2 separate regions of the Homo sapiens genome follow, and region 1 is linked to region 2. A link is an interaction called in ENCODE POLR2A ChIA-PET data of the cell type or tissue named here. Cell type or tissue: GM12878. All regions are shown on one strand.

What was found. Peaks named below come from ENCODE experiments on the same cell type or tissue, not always from the same donor. Only the 100,000 strongest peaks of a DNase experiment are listed, where the experiment ranks them.
Region 1: POLR2A ChIA-PET joins it to region 2 with 5 read pairs; 6 of 35 experiments call an interaction of 5 or more read pairs at or near these places.

The regions. Positions count from the first base shown.
Region 1 is chr1:169,330,276-169,335,275 of GRCh38, forward strand. The region is part of intron 1 of NME7 (NME/NM23 family member 7); the gene reads right to left. Among named protein-coding and RNA genes, the nearest start is that of NME7, 35 kb to the right of the region's middle. In GM12878, no CTCF peak of the experiment used is centred here; no DNase peak of the experiment used is centred here.
Region 2 is chr1:169,113,408-169,118,407 of GRCh38, forward strand. All of the region lies in intron 2 of ATP1B1 (ATPase Na+/K+ transporting subunit beta 1), which reads left to right. Among named protein-coding and RNA genes, the nearest start is that of ATP1B1, 9.2 kb to the left of the region's middle. RefSeq lists enhancers at 1-771, 224-518, 524-1,166, 2,770-3,389, 2,996-3,185 and a silencer at 224-518. In GM12878, no CTCF peak of the experiment used is centred here; a DNase peak (open chromatin) is centred at 2,864; H3K27ac peaks cover 211 bases.

The sequences.
Region 1 (5,000 bases), 220 kb after region 2:
AAGTACACAGAAAAACACAGGATATTATAACACTGTAACTGTGGCGTATAGAGAAATGCAAATCAAAACCACAATGTGGTACCATCTCACACCAGTCAGAATGGCTACTAAGAAGTCAAAATGGCTGGGCGTGGTGGATCACACCTGTAATCCCAGCACTTTGGGAGGTTGAGGCAAAAGGATCACGAGGTCAGGAGTTCAAGACCAGCCTGGCCAACATAGTGAAACCCCCATCTCTACTAAAAATACAAAAATTAGCCAGGCATGGTGGCAGGCGCCTGTAGTCCCAGCTATTTGAGAGTCTGAGGCAGGAGAATTGCTTGAACCCGGGAGGAGGAGATTGCAGGGAGCCGAGATCGCACCACTGCACTCCAGTCTGGTGACAGAGCAAGACTCTGTCTCTAAATAAATAAATAAATAAAATCCATTACAAATGTTACTGGAGAAATTAAAAAAATCTTTAGTGGCTACTACAAGCAACTATATGCCAATAAACTGAAAACTCTAGAAGAAACAGAAAAATAACCAGATATATACAATCTACCAAGATTGAACCAGGAAGAAATTCAAAACCTAAAGAGACCAATAACAAGTAATGAGATCAAAGCCATAATAAAGACTCCCAGTAAAGAAAAGTCCAAAAAATAGAGGAGGAGGGACTACTTCCAAACTCATTCTACGAGGCCAGTATTACCCTGATACCAAAACCAGACAATGACACATCAAAATAAATAAATAAATAAAACTACAGGTCAATATCTCTGATAAATATTGATGCAAAACTTGTCAACAAAATACTAGCAAACTGAATTCAGCAATACATTAGAAAGATCATTCATTATGACCGAGTGGGATATATCCCTGGGATGCAAGGATGGTTCAACATAAGCAAATCAATCAATGTGATATGTGATATCAAAAGAATGAAAGATAAAAACCATACAATCATGTCCATTGATGTTGTAAAAGCATTTGATAAAACTCAACATACCTTCATGATGAAAACTCTCAAAAAACTGAATATAGAAGTAACATACCTCAACATAATAAAAGCATATTTGACAAATATGACAGACCCACAGCTAGTATCATACTGAATGGGGAAAAACTAAAAGCCTTTCCTCTGAGATCTGAAACATGACGAGGGTGCCCATTATCACTACTGTTGTTCAACATAATAATGGAAGTCCTAGCTAGAACAATCAGACAAGAGAAAGATATAAAGGGCATCCAAATTGAAAAGGAAGAAGTCAAATTATCCTTGTTTACAGATGATATGATTTTATATTTGGAAAAACCTAAAGACTCCACTGAAAGACTCTTAGAACTGATAAATTCAGTAAAGTTGCAGGATACGAAATCATACAAATATCAGTGGTATTTCTATATGCCAACAGTGAACAATCTTAAAAAGAAATTTTAAAAAGTTATCCCATTTACAATAGCCACAAATAAAATAAAATACCTAAGAATTAACAAAAGAAATGAAGATCTCTACAATGAAAACTATGAAACACTGATGAAATAATTTGAAAAAGACCAAAAAAAAAATGGGAAGCTATTCCATGTTCATGGAATTGGAAGAATTAACATTGTTAAAATGTCCACACTACCTAAAGCAATCTACAGATTCAATGCAATCCCTATCAAAATACCAATGTCGTTCTTCAAAGAATAGAAATAGAAAAAACAATTCTAGAATTTATATGGAACCACAAAAAACTCAGAATAGCCAAAACCATCCTAAGCAAAAAGAACAAAACTGAAAAAATCACATTAACTGACTTCAAATTATACTACAGAGCTATAGTAACCCAAACATCATGGTACTGACATAAAAACAGACACATAGACCAATGGAACAGAATAGAGAACCCAGAAAAAATCCACACACCTACAGCGAACCCATTTTCAACAAAAGTGCAAACAAGATACACTGGGGAAAAGACAGCCTCTTTAATAAATGGTGCTGGGAAAACTAGATGTCTATATGCAGAAGAATGAAACTAGACCCCCTATCTCCAGCCATATACAAAAATAAAATAAAAATGGATTAAAGTCTTAAATCTAAGACCTCAAACTATGAAACTACTACAAGAAAACATGGGAGAAAATCTCTAGGACATTGGTCTGGGCAAAAATTTCTTGAGCAATGCCCCACAAACATAGGCAATCAAAGCAAAAACGGACAAACAGGATCATATCAAGTTAAAAACCTTCTGCACAGCAAATAAAACAATCAACAAAGTGAAGAGACAACCCACAGAATGGGAGAAAATATTTGCAAACTACCAATCTGACAAGGGATTAATAACCAGAACACCTAAGGAACTCAAACAACTCTACAGGAAGAAATCTAATAATCCAGCTACAAAATGGGCAAAAGATCTGAATAGATATTTCTTAAAAGAAGACATACAAATGGAAAATAAGCATATGAAAAGGTGTTCAACATCACTGATCATCAGAGAAATGTCATCAAAACTACAATGAGATATCATCTTATCCCAGTTAAAATGGCTCTTATCCAAAAGACAGGCAATAAAAAATGCTGGTGAGGATGTGGAGAACAGGGGACCCTTGTACACTGTTGTTAGGAATGTAAATTAAAACAACCACTATGGAGAACAGTTTGAAGGTTTCTCACAGAACTAAAAATGATCCAGCAATCCCACTGCAGGGTATATACCCAAATAAAAGGGAATCAGTATATTGAAGAGATATCTGCACTCCTATGTTTGTTGCAGCACTGTTTACAATAGCTAAGATTTGAAAGCAACCTAAATGTCCATCAACAGATGAATAAAGAAAATGTGGTACATATACACAATGAAGTACCATTAAGCCATAAAAAAGAATGAGATCCAGTCATTTGCAACAACAGGGATGGAACTGGAGATCATTATGTTAAGTGAAATAAGCTAGGCAAAGAAAGACAAACATCACATGTTCTCACTTATCTGTGGGTTCTAAAAAATGAAAAAAAATTGAACTCATGGACATGGAGAGTAGAAAGATGGTTATCAGAAGTTGGGAAGAGTAGTGGGAGGCTGTAGGGAAGGTGGGGGTGAATAACAGGTACAAAAAAAATAAAATTAAAAAGAATGACTAAGACCTAATATTTGATAGCAGAGTAGGGTGACTGTAGCCAATAATAACTTAATTGTACATTTTAAAATAACTTAAAGAGTGTAACTGCATTGTTTGTAACAAAAGGATATCAAAAGGATAAATGTATCAAAAGGATAAATGCTTGAGGGGACAGAGCACATTCACCATGATATGCTTATTTCACATTGCATGCCTGTATCAAACTATCTCATGAACCCCATAAATATATATATCTACTATGTACCCATAAACATTTAATATTTTAAAAAAAAAGAAATTTGCCAAGATCACACAGCTTATAAACAGAGGTGAACCCAGGCAGCTTGACTCCAGATCTGCTCTTAGACACTCTCCTTAACTGTGGCAAGAAGGGATGGAAACTCCCTTCTGAGAGACACTGGACTAAGCAGCCTATATAAGCTGCAGTGTTTGCTCGATTTCTAGAAATAGCAACTATATTCTTTCAATTTAACCCCCTATTAAGACAAATCAGGTTTTAAAAACCAACACAACCACAACAATAAAAATCAGGACATACTTATCAGACTTGTAATTCTAACAGTGCACTGAAAAAAATGTACATTGCATTTTTGTAATGCTGTATTTTAGGAAAAATTACTTCACAATAGGCAGCAAAATATTTTTGTTCATACAAAAGTGCTCCCTTCTTTAAATCATACTAAATGGATTCCATAATGCATGATGGAGAAATATCTTAAACTAACTAGAAGTCTTATTTTCATGATTTGCATGTTGAAGGGTCAGTAACTAGTCAATCTATTTCAAGCCAAGTATCTGCTTCTGTTTGACTTCAAAGACATTCTGGAGTAAATTATGTAGATGATAAAGGTTACAGTTCAACAAGCTTCTAAAGTTTAGTCTGAGTCTCCATGAACCCACATTCACCTTGAATGACATTATAATAGAAATCAACAGCATGAGTAATCAAAACAGCATGGTATGGGTAGCAAAACAGACACATACACCAATGGAGCAGAATAGAGACCTCACAAATAATACCACACATCTACAACCATCTCATCTTTGACAAACCTGACAAAAACAAGCAATGGGGAAAGGATCTCCTATTCAGTAAATGGTGCTGGGCAAACTGACTAGCCATATGCAGAAAAATGAAACTGGAACGCTTCCTTACACTTTATAGAAAAATTAACTCAAGATGGATTAAAGACTTAAATGTAAAACCCAAAACCATAAAAACCCTGGAGGAAAACCTACACAATACCATTCAGGACATAGGAATGGGCAAAGACTTCATGACAAAAAGGCCGAATGCGATTGCAACAAAAGCAAAAATTGACAATAGGATCTAATTAATTAAACTAAAGAGCTTCTGCACAGCAAAAGAAACTATCATCAGAGTGAACAGGCAACCTATAGAATGGGAGAAAATTTTTGCAATCTACCCATCTGAAAAGGTCTAATATCCAGAATTTACAAGGAACTTAAACATATTTATAAGAAAAAAACAAACAACCCCATCCAAAAGTGGGCAAAGGATATGAACAGACACTTCTCAAAAGAAGACATTTATGTGGCCAACAAACATGAAAAAAAGCTCAACATCACTAATCATCAGAGAAATGCAAATCCAAACCACAATGAGATACCATCTCACACCAGTTAGAATGACGATTAAAAAGTAGGAAACAAGGTGCTGGCGAGGCTGTGGAGAAATAGGAATGCTTTTACGTTGTTGGTGGGAATGTAAATTAGTTCAGCCATTGTGGAAGACAGTATGGTGATTCCTCAAGGATTTAGAACCAGAAATACCATTTGACCCAGTAATCCCATTACTGGGTATATACCCAAAGGAATATAAATTATTCTACTATAAAGACACATGCACACATATGTTTTCTGCAGCA
Region 2 (5,000 bases):
CTACAAAGTCAAATATTTTCTTCAGGAAATTTCCTAGATTAAAAAAAAAAATGGTCCTTGACTATATAAACTTTGAGGAGTCAGCCTTTAATGAAACTAAAAATTCTCTTTGTGCCCTTTGCAGAAAGGAAAATTTAACTTTGGAAAAGAAATAGCCAAAGGGCCCAACCTTGTAAGTAAGGACTTGGAAATGACCTTGCCTGTAAATCAACTGGCTGAAGTGCTCAGTCCTTTCCAACACCCTCTCACGGTGCCTCCCTTCCCTTCCTTCCATCCCCTTCCTAAAAGACATGTTCTTAGTACCTATATTTAGTGTGCTCACAGCAGTTGGACTGACCTGACAAACCCTGACTTCTCCAAAGGAATGCTGGTGGCTCATCTTGGAAAAATGCATTCCTGTCCTGTGGTCTGAGTCACAGGAAAAGTCCTCAGTCCTCCATCTTCCTTGTTCTTTGGCCTGGTAATTTCTGTCTCTTCTTTTCCTCATCCCTTCCCCCATCACCTTTCAGGAGAGTCTAGGCCAGGCCCCTCCTCTTCACCTGCCTTACCCTGTGGGGTTTTTCGGGGGCCTTTACCAAGGGACATGACATTCATATGAAAATGACAGTAACCTTGATCAGGCCAGGCCAGCAGAGTGCCGAACCTTGATCAGGCCAGGCCAGCAGAGTGCCGGCTGCCACAAAGTGCAGCTCTTGGGCCACCCCTTATGGCCCTGTGTTGCCTGAGGACCCTCCTTGGCATTTTTCAATGCCAAGGACCCTCCTTGGCATTTTTCAGAGTACGTGTTAGAAGTTTGTATTTTGCATAGGAAATAACTCCTTAAGTATGCAGACAAACAGTGTGTTTAAGAATACCCTGACAATTTTTTGGCTTCACATTAGTATCTTTAAAGCCTCCATTTTCATGTTTAGTTAAAGAGGGAAAATTGTAAATTTGAGTTAGATACACCTAGTGGGTGTGAAAGTTTGCATATGATTTAAAGATATAAAGACTTACTAATAATATTATCAGCTGAATTTGAGGCATGAATGCAAATCCAGCCTGACTGGGTATTGACTGCCCTTTGTACACCGGAATACCTTGTAGTTGGATCTCTTCTCAATAACGTGTGAATGTGGCCATATCAAGCAGTGGCAATTGTGCAGTGAGTGTATTTGGGCCTGTATGGCGATAATATTGGATAAACTGAGAGGCCAAACATGAAATCTGAGAGGAGAGACTAAACTACAGAATGGAAGTGAAATGTAAGAAAAAATGGTGAATGTGTACAGCTTCTTGGCCCTGAACAATGGTGGCCGTTTAATGCACATGATATTCCTTACAAAGTCGTGTTGCAGCCGGTGTGGTAGCTCATGCCTGTAATCCCAGCACTTTGAGAGACTGAGGCAGGAGGATCCTTTGAAGGCAGGGGTTCAAGACCAGCCTGGGCAACATAGCAAGACCCCATATCCACACACACACAAAAAATTTTTTTAAGTCTCCTGTTAAAAAAAAAGGGGTGGGGCCAGGAGTGGTGACTCACGTCTGTAATCCCAGCACTTCCGAGGCAGGCGGATCATGAGGTCAGGAGATCGAGACCATTCTGGCTAACACAGTGAAACTCCGTCTCTACTAAAAAATACAAAAAATTAGCCTGTCGTAGTGGCGGGCACCTGTAGTCCCAGCTACTCGGAAGGCTGAGGCAGGAGAATGGCGTGAACCCGGGAGGCGGAGCTTGCAGTGAGCCGAAATTGTGCCATTGCACTCCAGCCTGGGTGACAGAGCGAAGACTCCATCTCAAAAAAAAAAAAAAGAAAAAAAAGGGGGGTGGGGAATCATATGCTCTGTGAGAACTAAATGAGATGATAAACATATATAAAGCAAATAGTACTTTATGGTGGCAAAACCAATGGTATTAAGTGTAGGGTAACTGTTGAGAGCAACTTCTGTTTTTTTCTTTTTTTCTTTTTTTTTTTTTTCAAGAGGGAGTCTTCTTCTGTCGCCCAGGCTGGAGTGCAGTGGCATGATCTTGGCTCACTGCAACCTCTGCCCCCTGGGTTCAAGCGATTCTCCTGCCTCAGCCTCCCGAGTAGCTGGGGCTACAGGTGCGCGCCACCATGCCCAGCTAATTTTTGTATTTTTAGTAGAGATGGGGTTTCACCATATTGGTCAGGTTGGTGTCAAACTCCTGACCTCTGGTGATCCACCCGCCTCAGCCTCCCAAAGTGCTGGGATTACAGGCGTGAGCCACCGCACCTGGTCCAGGGTTTTTATAGCCCTATCTTTCTACTAGAAGCAGCAGTTTCTTCTTTTTGGACACTAAATTTCCAGATATGACAGGGATGCTTTGCACACTTAGATTTTCATGGAGTCAATAAAACCTTAGCTTTCCATGGAAATGTTTAAGAGACATTTGGGAAACATGTTTTTAAAAATTTTAAAGTGAATTTAAATGGCATTGTATTTGTTGTGCAGTCTCTCCCTTTAACAAACCCATGCTTGTTGGGTTAGCGCCTGCCAAGCTTTTCTCCAGAGGAGACCCCCTTAGGCAGTCCTGCAGTGCTGCTCTGCAGCATCGCTTCTCATCTGTTGATGCAGTTGGATCTGGGGAGAGACGCAGCAATTAGCTATGCTGGAGAGGGCTGAGCAGGCACAGGCACGCACACCCACGTGCATGCCCACGGACATGCAAGCGTGCACACACACGCATGCTCATGGATATACACACACACTCAGGCTACCAAGCCCTGGCCCTGATTTGACCCTGCTTGCCTTGCTGCCTGCCCAGTGGTGTAATGGAAAAGTCTCTTCTTCACATCCGCCATTGCCCTTCCCCCACCTCAGGCTCACTTAGCAACAGTGGAGTGAAATGAAGGTCACTGTGTGTCAATCGGTGGGTCCGGGAGATTCCCAGCTGGCTTGCTTCCTGGTAGGCAGGTATGAATGTATGCTGCTGTTCTCTCTTTTAAGGTTGTGGGTGGCTGTTTGTTTAGCTCTGAAGTATAGACGGCTCAGTGCTAGCAGACACATTTTCAAAGGGTCATATTCTTGGCTTGTTGGTAATCAGAATCGGGCAGGAGAAGTGGGGTGGATGCAGACCAGCTGACCACACTGGCACCACCAGCAGTTTCAGTTTCATCTTGATTGTAAAGAGGAAATATCTAATCTTAAAACTCATTAGGGGCCTGGCGCAGTGGCTCATACCTGTATTCCCAGCACTTTGGGAGGCCGAGGCAGGCAGATCACCCGAGGTCAGGATTTTGAGACCAGCCTGGCCAACATGGTGAAACCCCATCTCTACTAAAAATACAAAACTTAGCTAGGCGTGATGGCAGGCACCTCTAATCCCAGTTACTTGGGAGGCTGAGGCAGGAGAATCACTTGAACCCGGAAGGCAGACGTTGCAGTGAGCCAAGATCGTGCCACTGCACTCCAGCCTGGGCAACTAGAGCAAGACTCCATCTAAAAAAAAAAAAACCAAAAACAAAACAAACAAAAAACCCATTAGGGTTCGAGTCATTATCATTCTATCTCAGCTTGATTAAGTAAAATTCCTGAGAAGTCATTATGTCAGTCTCAGAATACCTAATTTTTCCACCCCCCGCAAACTACCTCATACTTGTATTACTATCTCTCACTCACACTTCAAAGGAGAAATAAGGGGAAATTAGAAACATTTGGCTTCCTTATACTTTGGAGGGGTTGTTAGTGCAAAGTGCCAGTAAGGTGTTTCCAGTTAGAATACACTGCTTTGTAATCTCTCAGCTGACGCGATGTATCTGTATACACCCAGCTGTCTCTCACTTTCCCTCTCCTCCTCCCTTCCCACCCTCAAATGGATCCTGTCTACCTGGTCCCAGAATTTGTGGATGAGTTAGCATTGGTGGCAATTAGATTTCCAAAAGCTACTGCACAGCCTTATGACTTGGTAAAGGGTTTGTGGGGGGAACTCTGTTTGGCTTCAACAACTCAACTACCCAGGTGGTGATTTCTTTATTTCTAAAGACAAGGGTACAACTAGTAAGTCATCTCTTGGGTACACAGGAAACCTAATGATTTACTTTAAAATGTTCTTGGAGCCACAGAAAAACAGATCTTACATTGTATGCCCATTGTATGATGAATAAGCAGAACAGAGACCTGATAAGTAGGAAGGACCAGGTAACAAATCTGTGGGAGTGATGGTGGGGGAAAAAAAAAAGCTGGATTTGTGAAGCTTCATTTAAGGATTTTTTGCTGCATTCACCCAAGGGTCATAGAAAGTGGGGTGGAAAGAGCAGTAGCCTGACAGGTCCACTTCTACCATAAAATCTGATGGGGTTATTGGACTGGTTGCTCTTAACTGTTGGTCAGTGCTCTCATGCTAGTAATCTGATGACCAGCTGGTCTGTCGGATGCAGTCAAGACTAGTGAGAAGCTGGGGAGATGAAGGGAACAGGGATGTATCATCCAGCTTTTTCCCACATACATGCATGAGTAGATCTTATCAAATGTCATGTAGAATGCAGTGTCTTGTTTCAGGATATTACTTAACAAATGTTATGTTTTATATCTAGATAAGTCAAATATACTATATGTACTTGCTCTTCAGTTTGGCCTTGAGCATAATTAATGTAAAATACTAGGATTTATCTATTTGTTTATGTTATTCTTTTATAAAAGTGGCACCTTTCCTTTATTGTATTGAGAATAAGCACAATTATGAGCTATACAAAATACCAAGGATTTGCCCCTATGGAATATGCATTTTTAAAGATAGGTCAACTGAACTAAATAACTCCCTGCTTGCCTGAAAGTGAATATACAGCCACAGGAAGAAGAGGACGGATCAGAGAAGAGCCTAAATCAGAGTTCACGGCATTTAGCTTAGACAGGAGGAATGATTTCTTTACCCTGAGTGTTGGTAAACATCCAGATTGGCTGTAGAGACAGTCCGGGGATTCAGTTTTCTAAGACTTTGTAAAGGGAGCAGATTCTGAGTGTCGGAGGGTGTGAATGTGACCCTGCCTGCAGGCAGGGAG